2 separate regions of the Mus musculus genome follow, and region 2 is linked to region 1. A link is a loop called in an ENCODE intact Hi-C map of the cell type or tissue named here. Cell type or tissue: heart. All regions are shown on one strand. Each heading gives the region's core, and the rest is flanking DNA. Links, peaks and the distances in the headings are about the cores only. Region 1 holds the start of Pik3c2a (phosphatidylinositol-4-phosphate 3-kinase catalytic subunit type 2 alpha). Region 2 overlaps Pik3c2a (phosphatidylinositol-4-phosphate 3-kinase catalytic subunit type 2 alpha).

Evidence for each region. Peaks named below come from ENCODE experiments on the same cell type or tissue, not always from the same donor. Only the 100,000 strongest peaks of a DNase experiment are listed, where the experiment ranks them.
Region 2: a loop joins it to region 1, with 2.0 times the contacts of the local background. A loop is called at or near these places in 1 of 42 quality-filtered maps.

What each region holds. Positions count from the first base shown.
Region 1 is chr7:116,440,635-116,446,010 of GRCm38, forward strand. It overlaps Pik3c2a (phosphatidylinositol-4-phosphate 3-kinase catalytic subunit type 2 alpha), which reads right to left and starts at 2,824. Exons shown (of 33, transcript NM_011083.2): 1 at 2,670-2,824. In heart, for the core only: no CTCF peak of the experiment used is centred there; DNase peaks (open chromatin) are centred at 2,867 and 4,007; H3K4me3 peaks cover 3,512 bases; H3K27ac peaks cover 2,992 bases.
Region 2 is chr7:116,370,102-116,375,477 of GRCm38, forward strand. It overlaps Pik3c2a (phosphatidylinositol-4-phosphate 3-kinase catalytic subunit type 2 alpha), which reads right to left. Exons shown (of 33, transcript NM_011083.2): 12 at 3,627-3,749; 13 at 2,694-2,861. Among named protein-coding and RNA genes, the nearest start is that of Rps13, 39 kb to the left of the region's middle. In heart, for the core only: no CTCF peak of the experiment used is centred there; no DNase peak of the experiment used is centred there.

The DNA.
Region 1 (5,376 bases), core at 175-5,174:
TAACAACAACAAAAGCAAACAAACAAACAAAATTGTGGCTCCCACATAAGCAAGAAAAATCAAGAGGTTTCTTTTAGCTTCAACCATAGTCCTATGAACATTGTGGAATACACCTATTGAGAGCAGAATTTCCAAGTGTGACCATGATTCCTGCTAAAAGAATATTGTATATAAATACTATCGAATAAATATCAGAGCTTTTAGGCACTTTTCTCAATTACCTTACCACTTGCAAGAAAGCTTAGGATCTTATCACCTTTACCCATGTTGCCCTTGTTAATAGAAAGAACTCATTCTGTAAGCCTCATTTTGGGCATGATCTTTCTCATCAGACCTGCTCATTTCTTTAGCTCTCAACCCAGGAGATCACAGCCTTCTTTGGAACTATGAATCCACCACTGTCTTTATAACCAACTGGCTAACCTGTCTTCCTAGGTGGATTGAACAATTTCTACTTTGTTTTCTTTCTCTCTTTTCCTCCTCCCTCCAGTTTCTCAGGGTTGGTTTATAGCCCAACTCAGTTACAACTATCAAATGAAACCACCAAACTAAAGGGGATATGGCTCAGTGGTAGAGTCCTTGCTTAGGCCCTAGGTTTAATCCCTAGTACTGGGAGGGTAGGGTGTGTGTGTCCAGATTAAACAAATCATCAAATTCTGTAAATTTAGCACACTAAAATATCTTCAGTATTTGCCTGTCTTGGAAATATGATCAATTAGTAAAACAGATTAAGTTGTCTTATTAAATAAAGCAAGGTAAGTTACAACTTCATTCTGAAAGTACTGAGAATCAAACCTGTGGTTAGACAAGTTTCCTTAGCTATACCCCCAGCTCACAGAACTTTTGCTGTTTTGCTTTTTGTTTTTGGAGCTAGTCTTCTGTAGCTCAGGCTCATCTCTACAGGTATGTGGTTAAAGCATTTAAGAAAGTGCTTTGTACCTCTCCTGATCTGAAGGGTTGATGTGATGCTGTGAGGCAAACTCTGAGCTCTTAGAAACAGCCTGTCTTTAGGTAGAAATGCACTGAATGTGCCGAACTTATTACATTCCAAACAATATGCCAGATTTACTCTTGGGCACAGAAATGTACATAGCAACATAAAACTGAATGGAAAATTTGGAGCTCTAAATAGATGCAACAAAGAATTATACACTTACACAGCTAATTACAGAAAGTTGTTTCTAAAATCCTGAAAGCAAACAAGTCAACCTTTATGCTCTATAAAAATGAAAAAAGATTGAGACCACTAAAGTATAATGTTTGCAAGTTAGACTGCAAGCAACATGCACACCAATCATAACCCAGCTTTGCTTCCTTTATTATTATTATCATTTTTAGAGACAGTGTCTCACTAGGTAGACTAGGCGGACCTTAAATGTGACTCTCCTACCAGAGCTCTGCAGTGCAGACAAGCATTGCAATTATAGGGTGCACCACCATGCCCAAGACAACGGAGGTTTTTACAAGACAAACTGCTTTCAATATGAATTCCGCCAGCACCCATGGGAATCTGTGGAGGTGCTGTATTTATTATGTATCTATGTTAAAAATCACTTTGAAACTAAGTTTGAGTTAACAAATATCTCTCTCTCAGTTACAATGCTTTTCAGTATTCAAAACACTGAATGCCAAACTTGCAGGCAGTTTCAAAAACTTGAAAATTTCAACCAAGGCACTTCAGCGTGGTCTGTAACCTTGAATAACCAACTCCAATTACAGCAGAGCTACTTAACAGTTTCTCGTGGAGAAAGAACCATCAGGGAGGCAAGAGTACAAAGTCTTCCCTGGAACCAGTGTTCCAGGACCTCTGCGCAGCCTCTCTTCCCGAACACTACTTCACCAACCCCCTAAGAATAGCCTTTTATTTTCTGTCCTTGGCTTGAGATGTACCACATTCAGTGATCTCCCCCCCCCCCCGCCCCCCGCCCCGAAGGCAGTATTCTTCCTGACACCTACCTGGAAAGATTTAGGGATACTTTTTAAGAAGTAATCTTGTTCAAACAGGGATGCTTCCTTCGTGTCACTGAATTCAAACACCCACTGGCTAAAATAAAAATATACTAATTAGGACTTCACCTTCTATCAGGACAACACGGTGAAAGAACTACCGTATACACTCCCCTCCTCTTCAATTATTCCTTGTTCCTCAGTCACGCAGGAAGAGTTAAATATTCTTACTTTAATGCCCTAGCAGAAAGATGATGCACTAAATATACACAAATATCATTGCGTTCCCAAAGCAAGCAGTTTCTGGATTTTTGTTTTAAGGTAACGAGGTGAAGGGTCTCAGAAGAAAAAGAACCACCCGAGGCTCTAAAAACCGAGCTGGGAGAGGAGAAGGAAGAGGCCATAGCAGAAGTTCAACAGCCACTCTCCAGAACAGTCGGGACAGGAGCCTGGGACCGCCACCGCGGCTCCCTCGCTGTCCCGGGGGACCGTGGGGTGGCTTCCCCTCCCCCGCCCCCCGAGGGACAGCAGCGTCCGGCGGCCCGCGACAAAGGGGCCTGGCGCGGGGCGCTGGCGACCGTCGGGTGGGGGACGGGGCCCCGAGGAAGGAGTCAGAGAGGATGGAGTGACCAAGGGGCACGGCGGCCGGGTCCCTCCCCTCTGAGTCCCTCGGCGGCTGCGCAGAGCCAGGTCCCGCTCCGCACGCACCGGCAGCCCCTCACCTCACGCTGCGGGAGTCTTGGTCTTCACCGCAACCCGAGCCTTCGCGCCCTCCAAGGTCCGAGCCATGTTTTTCTCCCGCCTCAGCTGGCTCAGCCGGCCGCTGAGGAGAGCTTCGACTGACTCCGCGGCCAGCCGAGCTCTGCACGTCACTTCCGATGGTGCAAGCACCGCCCCCGTACTTGAGCGCCTTGCGATTGGCCGACGCGGATGGCCTACCTGAGATGGCGGGCGGGGCGCAGGCGGAGCCTGAAAGGCAGCAGCGGGGAGGTTGCGGGATGGAGTGTGGTTGCCCCGGGGAATGGGTGTCTTAGGCGCGGCCGGCCGGGGGCCTCTCGGGGAGGCTACCCCGGGACTCCTCCTGGCCGGCCTCGAGCTCCGAAGCGCCCTTTGTTCCCGGGCCCTGTCCCAGCACCGCGCGCCTCTGATCTCTGGCTTGCGGTTGCCTGGTTTGAGGTTTTGGCCCCAGGCCGCCCAGAGATTAGCTTGGTTTGGAAGACAGAAAAGAACAGTCAAGACGAAATCTTTCATTCCCTCCAGCGGTCGGCGAGCTCTCGCGGACGTTCAGGTGCTTCGAAGTTTGCATTAGCTCGTCGTGTGGGCCCTGGAAAGGGCTGGATGCGTGCGTGCGGCGTTCTCGCCTTGGTGTTTGCTGACAGCCCCGCCGCGGCCAGGTGGGCAAGGTTAGCCCGGTAATAACAGCGCTCGGCCAGACATCACACCCAGGCCCCATAGTAATCATACCTTTCTCGTGAGCGCGGACTGCAATTGGGCTTGTAAAGAGTTTAGCGCTCTGTTGTCTGATTCAAAACTGTGAAGCAGATGGGAGAATTATTCCCGTTTTACAGATTGCAAAAGACGACTGTCGGTAACTGTCGGAGGAGAGGAATGGCAACGTAAACTGGCAGAGTCTGCTTGGGTTTTGGGATTTCGAAGTGTATTCCCAGCATTTCCCCCTTTCCTTTAGTAAGGGAGGAGAGACCTCTGATCCTTTTGGTTTAAATAAACACGCTTGCACTTCTAGAGGCTGGATGAAGTTCTGCTTTAAGGGGAAGCGGGAGAAGGGGGCAGGGAAGGAGGGCAGGGAAGGGAATATGAGAATGTGGCATCTTCCTGTAGTCCAAGCTGAAGCTAAGACAGGAGATTACTCTAAAGCTCAGCAGTTCAGGACCTGTCTCCAAAAACAAACAAACAAACCTAGCTCAGTGGTAGTGCACCTAAGTAGGTTTAGTCTCCAGCACTAGCTGAAAGCAAAAGGAAAGGCTATTCTAGGGAGAAGTCTAGGAGCAACTTCTGGCTGTACCACCCTCCCTCCCAGCCCCTAGCTGTCTACTAGCCCCACCTCCACGCAAGCTTACACACCCCAGAAGAATGTCCCTTAGGAATCTGCTCAGCTCTACAGCATTGTTCTGCTTTATCTTCTCATCAAAGGAGGAATTTATACACTTGGCAGCTCTTCCTCAAGATTTAAAAGGGTGAGGAAAAGGAATTCTCTCAGGACTGGCTTCCTACCTTCTGCTGGAAAACAGAGTGTGCCTTTAGGAAAGAAAAGAAAACACTGAGTCTTATGGGAAGATAACTTGGTGTTCTCTCTCTCTCTCTCTCTCTCTCTCTCTCTCTCTCTCTCTCTCTCTCTCTCTCATCTCTCTGATCGAGAAAGGGAACTATCTTCTTTTGGTCCCTGGTAGCTTATGCCCTCCCTGGTTTGACTCAAACAAATCCTTGTTGAAATTCTGGCTTTCTCATTTATTGTGGCTTTTGTATGGCCCCACAGGTAGGAAGTGCAGTAGACTGAGAAGCTGAAGACTTAGGTAGCTTCCAATTGCAAATTGTTAGGTGTCAAGAAGCTGGGCTAGGAGCCCCCTCTCAGCCCCTCCTCTGCCTGGCAGTGGTGCCTGCCGATGGTTGTTAAACAATGTGAACAGACTTGTAAAGAAAGTGCAAACCATGCTTGCTGTCCTTTGAGACCGATTAGACACTAGCTAACAGCTACTTTCTCCTACTGGCTTCAATTTTAAGACTTGATAGTAAAAAGGAAAAAAAAAAAAAAGAATTAAGGGGTTGCATTACATTTAAACTGCTCCAACCATAACTTCCCACAGAGAACTTCATGGCATAGCCAATACCCCCAAACTTCTTCCAGTACCAAGTACGAAATAGGGACCCTTTCTCTTTTACCATATATAAAAAGAATGGCTGACATTTATGGAGCATTTCCTGAAACCAGACCCTGTTCTTTGAATTGCATTACTGAATCCCACCCACAACCTGAATGAAAAGGGGCCATTATGTCCTTGATTTATACTTGAGCACTTTGAGGACCAGAGAGAAAAGCAATTTTCCAAAGGCCACCCAGCTATTAAATAAAAGTCCAGGGTGATGCACGCCTTTAATCCCAGCACTCGGGAGGCAGAGGCAGGCAGATTTCTGAGTTCGAGGCCAGCCTGGTCTACAAAGTGAGTTCCAGGACAGCCAGAGCTACACAGAGAAACCCTGTCTCGAAAAACCAAAAAAAAAAAAAAAGAGTCCAAACCCAGATCTTACTACTTAGCCCAACCTTTTTAACCCTCTCACTGCCCTTAAATTTTAACAGGAGAGCTTTAAAAGGCCATCAATAACTAGGCATGGTTGTGCACCCCTGGAAGTCCAGCACTCAGCAAAGGCAAGTAGATCACCAAGTTGACCAAATAAATCCTTTGCATGTATATG
Region 2 (5,376 bases), core at 190-5,189, 71 kb before region 1:
CTGCTCTTCCGAAGGTCAGGAGTTCAAATCCCAGCAACCACATGGTGGCTCACAACCATCTGTAACGAGATCTGACTCCCTCTTCTGAGGACAGCTACAGTGTACTTACATATAATAAATAAATAAATAAATTAATTAAAAAAATTAATAAAAAAAATTTCAAACCCACAAAACATGATAATCAACTTGGAATGTTGGTAAAACAGTACAGTTTTAAAGAATACATTGGAAGGAGTCAGCTACTACACTACTGAGAAGTTAGATAAAATATTAAAGTTGGGGTGGGAACAGAAAAAGGGAGAATAAAAATGCATCTTGGAAAGAATGGCATTGAGAAGAGAGCAGAGAAGGGATAAGGACGGCCACTGTTGTCTAATACCACTATGTAAACAGGAAGTGTCCAAGTTTCCCCTAGAGACCAGGACTTCAAGGTCACGACCTGGATTACAGAACTGCATCCTGATTTTTACCATTAGAATAAAAAGCCAAGAGAATCAGTAAGTGCTTTGTACCACTGAAACACAACTTACTTGAAGCAAACTATATTTAGCACTCCTCAGTACATTTTTTTTTCTCTAAAAGGCTAGACAATAAATATTTAGGAGCCTACATATTTGTAATCTCAATATTCAGAGAAGTTTCAGAGAAACCTGAGAGCCTGGGTCCACTCCCTGAACCCATGTTTGAAAGAGAAAACTGTACTCTGAGCTCTGAGTTGTGCTCTCACCACACACACACACAAATAGATAAAGTGATAATGGAACAGAGGTGGAAAGGGAGCAATGGCAAGCTGTGGCGGAAGTGGTGTCATCTCTTCTCTTGCTCTCTTACCCCCTTTCCCCTCAGTCTCTTCTCCCTTCCCCCCTCTCCCCTCTCTCCACGTGCCCAGGCCAGCCTCTAATCGTTTTCTCTCTCTGTCTCTCTGTCTGTCTGTCTGTCTCTGTCTCTACTACCCCCTCAACTCCCCTCCCCCTGTCCTAAATAAACTCTATTCTATACTATGCCATAGTGTGGCTGCTACCCCAGGGGGAAGGGATGCCTTAGTGTGGGCCAACAAAGGCACCCCCTTCCCCGACACCTTATGGGTCCACCACCAAACATAACCCTGTCTTTCTTTTTCAAGGGACAGAACCTTAAGTTTGGTATAACGTGGGCTACATAGTGATTTCGTGCCTAAAAACAATAAAAAATGAAAATTAGGGGCTAGAGAGTTACCTCAGTGGTTAAGAGCATTTGTTACTCTTGAAGAATAACCAGGTTTGATTCCCAGCATCCACACAGTGGCTCACAGCTGCCTGTAACTCTAATTCTAGGGAATCAGACTTCTGATCTCTGTGGTTACTATGCATGTATGTACATGGTATACAGACATCCTTGCAGGCAAAATGTTCACATACATAAAGTAAATTTAAATGAATAAATACAGTTTAAAAGGCTGGACATGGTAGCACATATTTATAATCTCAGCTATAACAGTCTCTGTTGCAACGTCTTCATTTGGCTATAGTAATATAAAGTACTTAAGAATGATATATAAATGAGTATGTTGTATGATATAACAAAATATATTTATTAAAAACAGGAAGTGGGATTGGTAAGATGTCTTAGCTCTTGTAATCAATTCCAAACCTACACTGTGGAAGAAAAGAACTAACTTCTGCAAACTACCTTCTGACTCACCCACACACATACACTATAACTGAATGTTAAAAAAAAAAAGGGCAGTGGGACTCAAAACATACATTGATCCTTATTCTCGAACTAGCAACTATTTAAAACAATTAAGTTATATACTTTGATAAATTAAAGTTCTTTTTTCCAAGATTAATATTTAAATTTTTTGCGTATGCATGTATGAATAAAGGATAGAGAGATGGCTCAGTGGTTTAGAGTACTTGCTGCTCTTATAAATGACCTTAGTTCCTACGACCCATATTAGGTAGTACACAATCACTTATGACTCCATTTCTGGAGGAGAATTCCAAATCTTCATTACATATTTCATCTATAAATTGTTTTGTATTTCCCAAAAAATAAACAATTTCAGGGCCGAGGAGACGGTTCAGTTGGTAAATGCTTTCTCTACAAGCATGATCCGAGCCTGATCTCCAGAGCTCATATTAAGAAGCCAAGGATGCCAGGTATATTTGCAATCTCAGCGATGAGGGAAGTGGACATAGTGGTGGGTTCCTGGAGCTCATTGGCTAGTCAGTCTGAGACCCTGTGCCTCAGATATAAGGTAATGAATGGCAATCATGGTTGTACTTGAAACTCCACATGCACATATGAGGTTACTATCCCCAGGAAAGATCTTTAGAACTCTTAGATCAAGGGCTCATAACACTAAGGACTTGTTAGTGAGTTAGAACTGTTTAATATTGTTCTATCTCTGAAAATGGAGAAAGGTGAGAATTATAAAAAATAGATTTTAGAATCAAGAACTGATACAGCCATTGCATTGTGTCATAATATACTTTACAGAAATGACAGTGTTTGGCTACCGCTTTTCTCCTGGATCAGTGAGTGACAAGCCATCCTTTGCATATTCACCAGCTAACTCTGAGACTACAGCAGAGAGACTACTTTCTCTAGCTCAAAGCTTATGCCTGTCACTGCTTCCAACCTGGCCTCCAGCCTGTTTTTGATGTACAGAGTATCAGAGAACTCACCATCACAATTCAGTTAACACTCACCGTTTAAAATCAAATAGAGTTAAAGAAACTTTGCCCAGAGCTTCTGGCCCCTTTCTCTGTTTATTAGAATCAGGGGAACTTCCACTGCTCTGATTTAAAACTCCAAACAGAGTAAGATGAAGAACTGATTCTAATGGCAACTGCGATATCTGGATAGGAAAAATGATTCTGTGGGGCAGAGAAAAAATTTTGTTGGTGTTAAGAAAAAAAAAAAGATTAAAAGTAAAGATTAGTAATCACTTAATGAAGACAAATTTTAGGTGTTTTATTTCACTTATAAAACAATCTTTAGTTCTGAGTAACTTTTAGCTAAGTAGCAAGTATGGCTAACTTGTAAAGTTACATCTTAAATTTCATTATCAGTATAAAACTTCAAAAATGTAACAATTCTTTCTGTAAAAATGTCTAAGAACTTAAAGTTAGGCAGTTTGATAATTAGGCAAAATAAAATTAGACCTTACTTCTGCAACTAGCTATTTACTTAAATATGACAAGTTCTCTTAGTTTAAAAAAAAGAGTATTTAAAAAATTAACATTCCAGAATATTATCAAGTACATAGATTTAAGATTCAGCTTGGTTTTTAAGAGCTGGATTCTTGTATAGTGCTCTATAATAAGAACTTAAGCAAGTAGTTTATAAAATACAAGTTCTAGAGTTCTATATAAATTTTTATCTTTGACATGACAAAGTCTACAAAGTAACACTACACTATTGCAATTTTAAAACAGAGATTTAAAGGAATACTTCAAAATTTTTAATGTTAATTACATTTTAATGTTAATTACAATTTGTCATAGTATTTTGTGTAAAAGATGTCAAGATATCAGTAAGAATTTACTGAATTTCAATGGCTATCATAATAATGTATACATTGGAAAAATTACAGACTAGGGTACAGTGAAATAATTATAAAAGTAAAAAATTCCACTTACAGTTCATCCCATTTAATAAGATAGAAGAAATTCTTGTACGTGCCAACCTTCTTTGACTGAATAGGCTTAAAAAGATCCTTCCCATTGTGAGACAGGGAACATATCAAGTAGTATTTTTCATAACTGAGAAAAGAAAGCTTAATTTGATTTCTAGGTTGGTAATAACTATCTAACACAAGTACATTAGCAATTTTTCCCAAGTGACAAAATGGTCACCTTTTGTTTTTTGAAATCCACGTGAAATTTAACCTTTGAAGATTCTACAGAAACAGAGGAATGGTGTAACAAAAAAAGTAGCGTGGGAAGCATATACCCCAAGTGTCAGCCTGGGGCTGGGAATGCTGGGACTATAATGATCCCCATAGAATATAAGCTGTTTCAGGTATTGTGCTAAGAGGGCAGGCAAATGATAACAGACTATGTGCTTATCCATTTCTAGTTAAAACTCACGAAGTACCAACATTCTCTTCCCTTGGTGTCACTTCTATCACATCCCTGTCTTTTGTTGAGGTTTGCTCAGTTTCTTTGGTCTCTTCCTTAGCAGTAGTGGAGATGCTGATGCTACTTTCCTTTGCTACACCACAGTAATATTCAGCTAAGCTTTATTTAACAATATACAGACCCAGGAATTCAGCCAATCTTCACAGGTATTGCTGCATTCTTTTCACTAAACACCAATAACTTAGTTCCAAACTGCTGTTCATACTGACACAATAAGACAATCTTCTAAGAACCTTGGACTCAATAAAACGGCATTCTTCTACTCTAACTTACTTCTAGGTTTACATGCTAATCATTCTACTCCTATCCACAGCTTTTTCTGGGTGTGAATAGGTAGGGTGGTGGTTGGTCTTGGAGACTTTGCATTCCTCTGTCTCCACCTTCCAAGTACTAGGACCAAAGGGCTGCATGCCATGCCCACCTATATCTATAACTTAAAGTTATACAGGGCAGTGGTTGCCCCCGCCTTTAATCCCAGACCTTGGGAGGCAGAGGCATGTGGATCTCTGAGTTTGAGGCCAGCCTGGTCTATAGAGAGAGTTTTTGGACAGCTGGGGCTACCCTGTGTCAAATGAAAAAAACATTTTTTTTTCATTTCATTTATTTAGAGTGTATCTAAGTCCATGAAAGGGTGTGTATGGAGGATAAAGGACAGACAACCTGTGGGAGTTGGTTCTCTCCTACTATGTGGGTCCTCCTATATGGAACTCCAATGAACAAAGGAAAATACAAGTTTAAAAAAAGCAACACAATTTGTTTGCCATGTTTTCAGCTGGGCATTTTGGAACGCACCTGTAACCCTACTACTTAAAAGGCTGCAGTGAAAGGATCACTCAGTCTCTGAAGATGAGAGCAGCCTGAGCAGTATAGCGAGACAGACAAAAAGAAACAGGCAGGAATAGCCATTTAAACAAACGCTCTAGAAAGGCATTGTTCTCATTTGTTACTGGATTTCCAGTACTGAAAACTCTACTTGTAGATGGGGCTCAGTAAACACTTATTTTTCATGACTTAACAACACCACTTTCAGCTACAGAGTTCAAGGCTACATAGCAAATTCCAGAACTGCCAGGACTACAGAGAGACCCTATTTGAAAACAAAACAACAACAAACACTCTATCATTTCAATTCAATTGAATTTAATTGAAGCTCAATTCAAGTGGAATTTTTTAACTCTCCACTAGACTTTTTTATTGAACGTTTTAAGCCACCATGAACATATTTCAGTAAAATATTAATTTTACACTT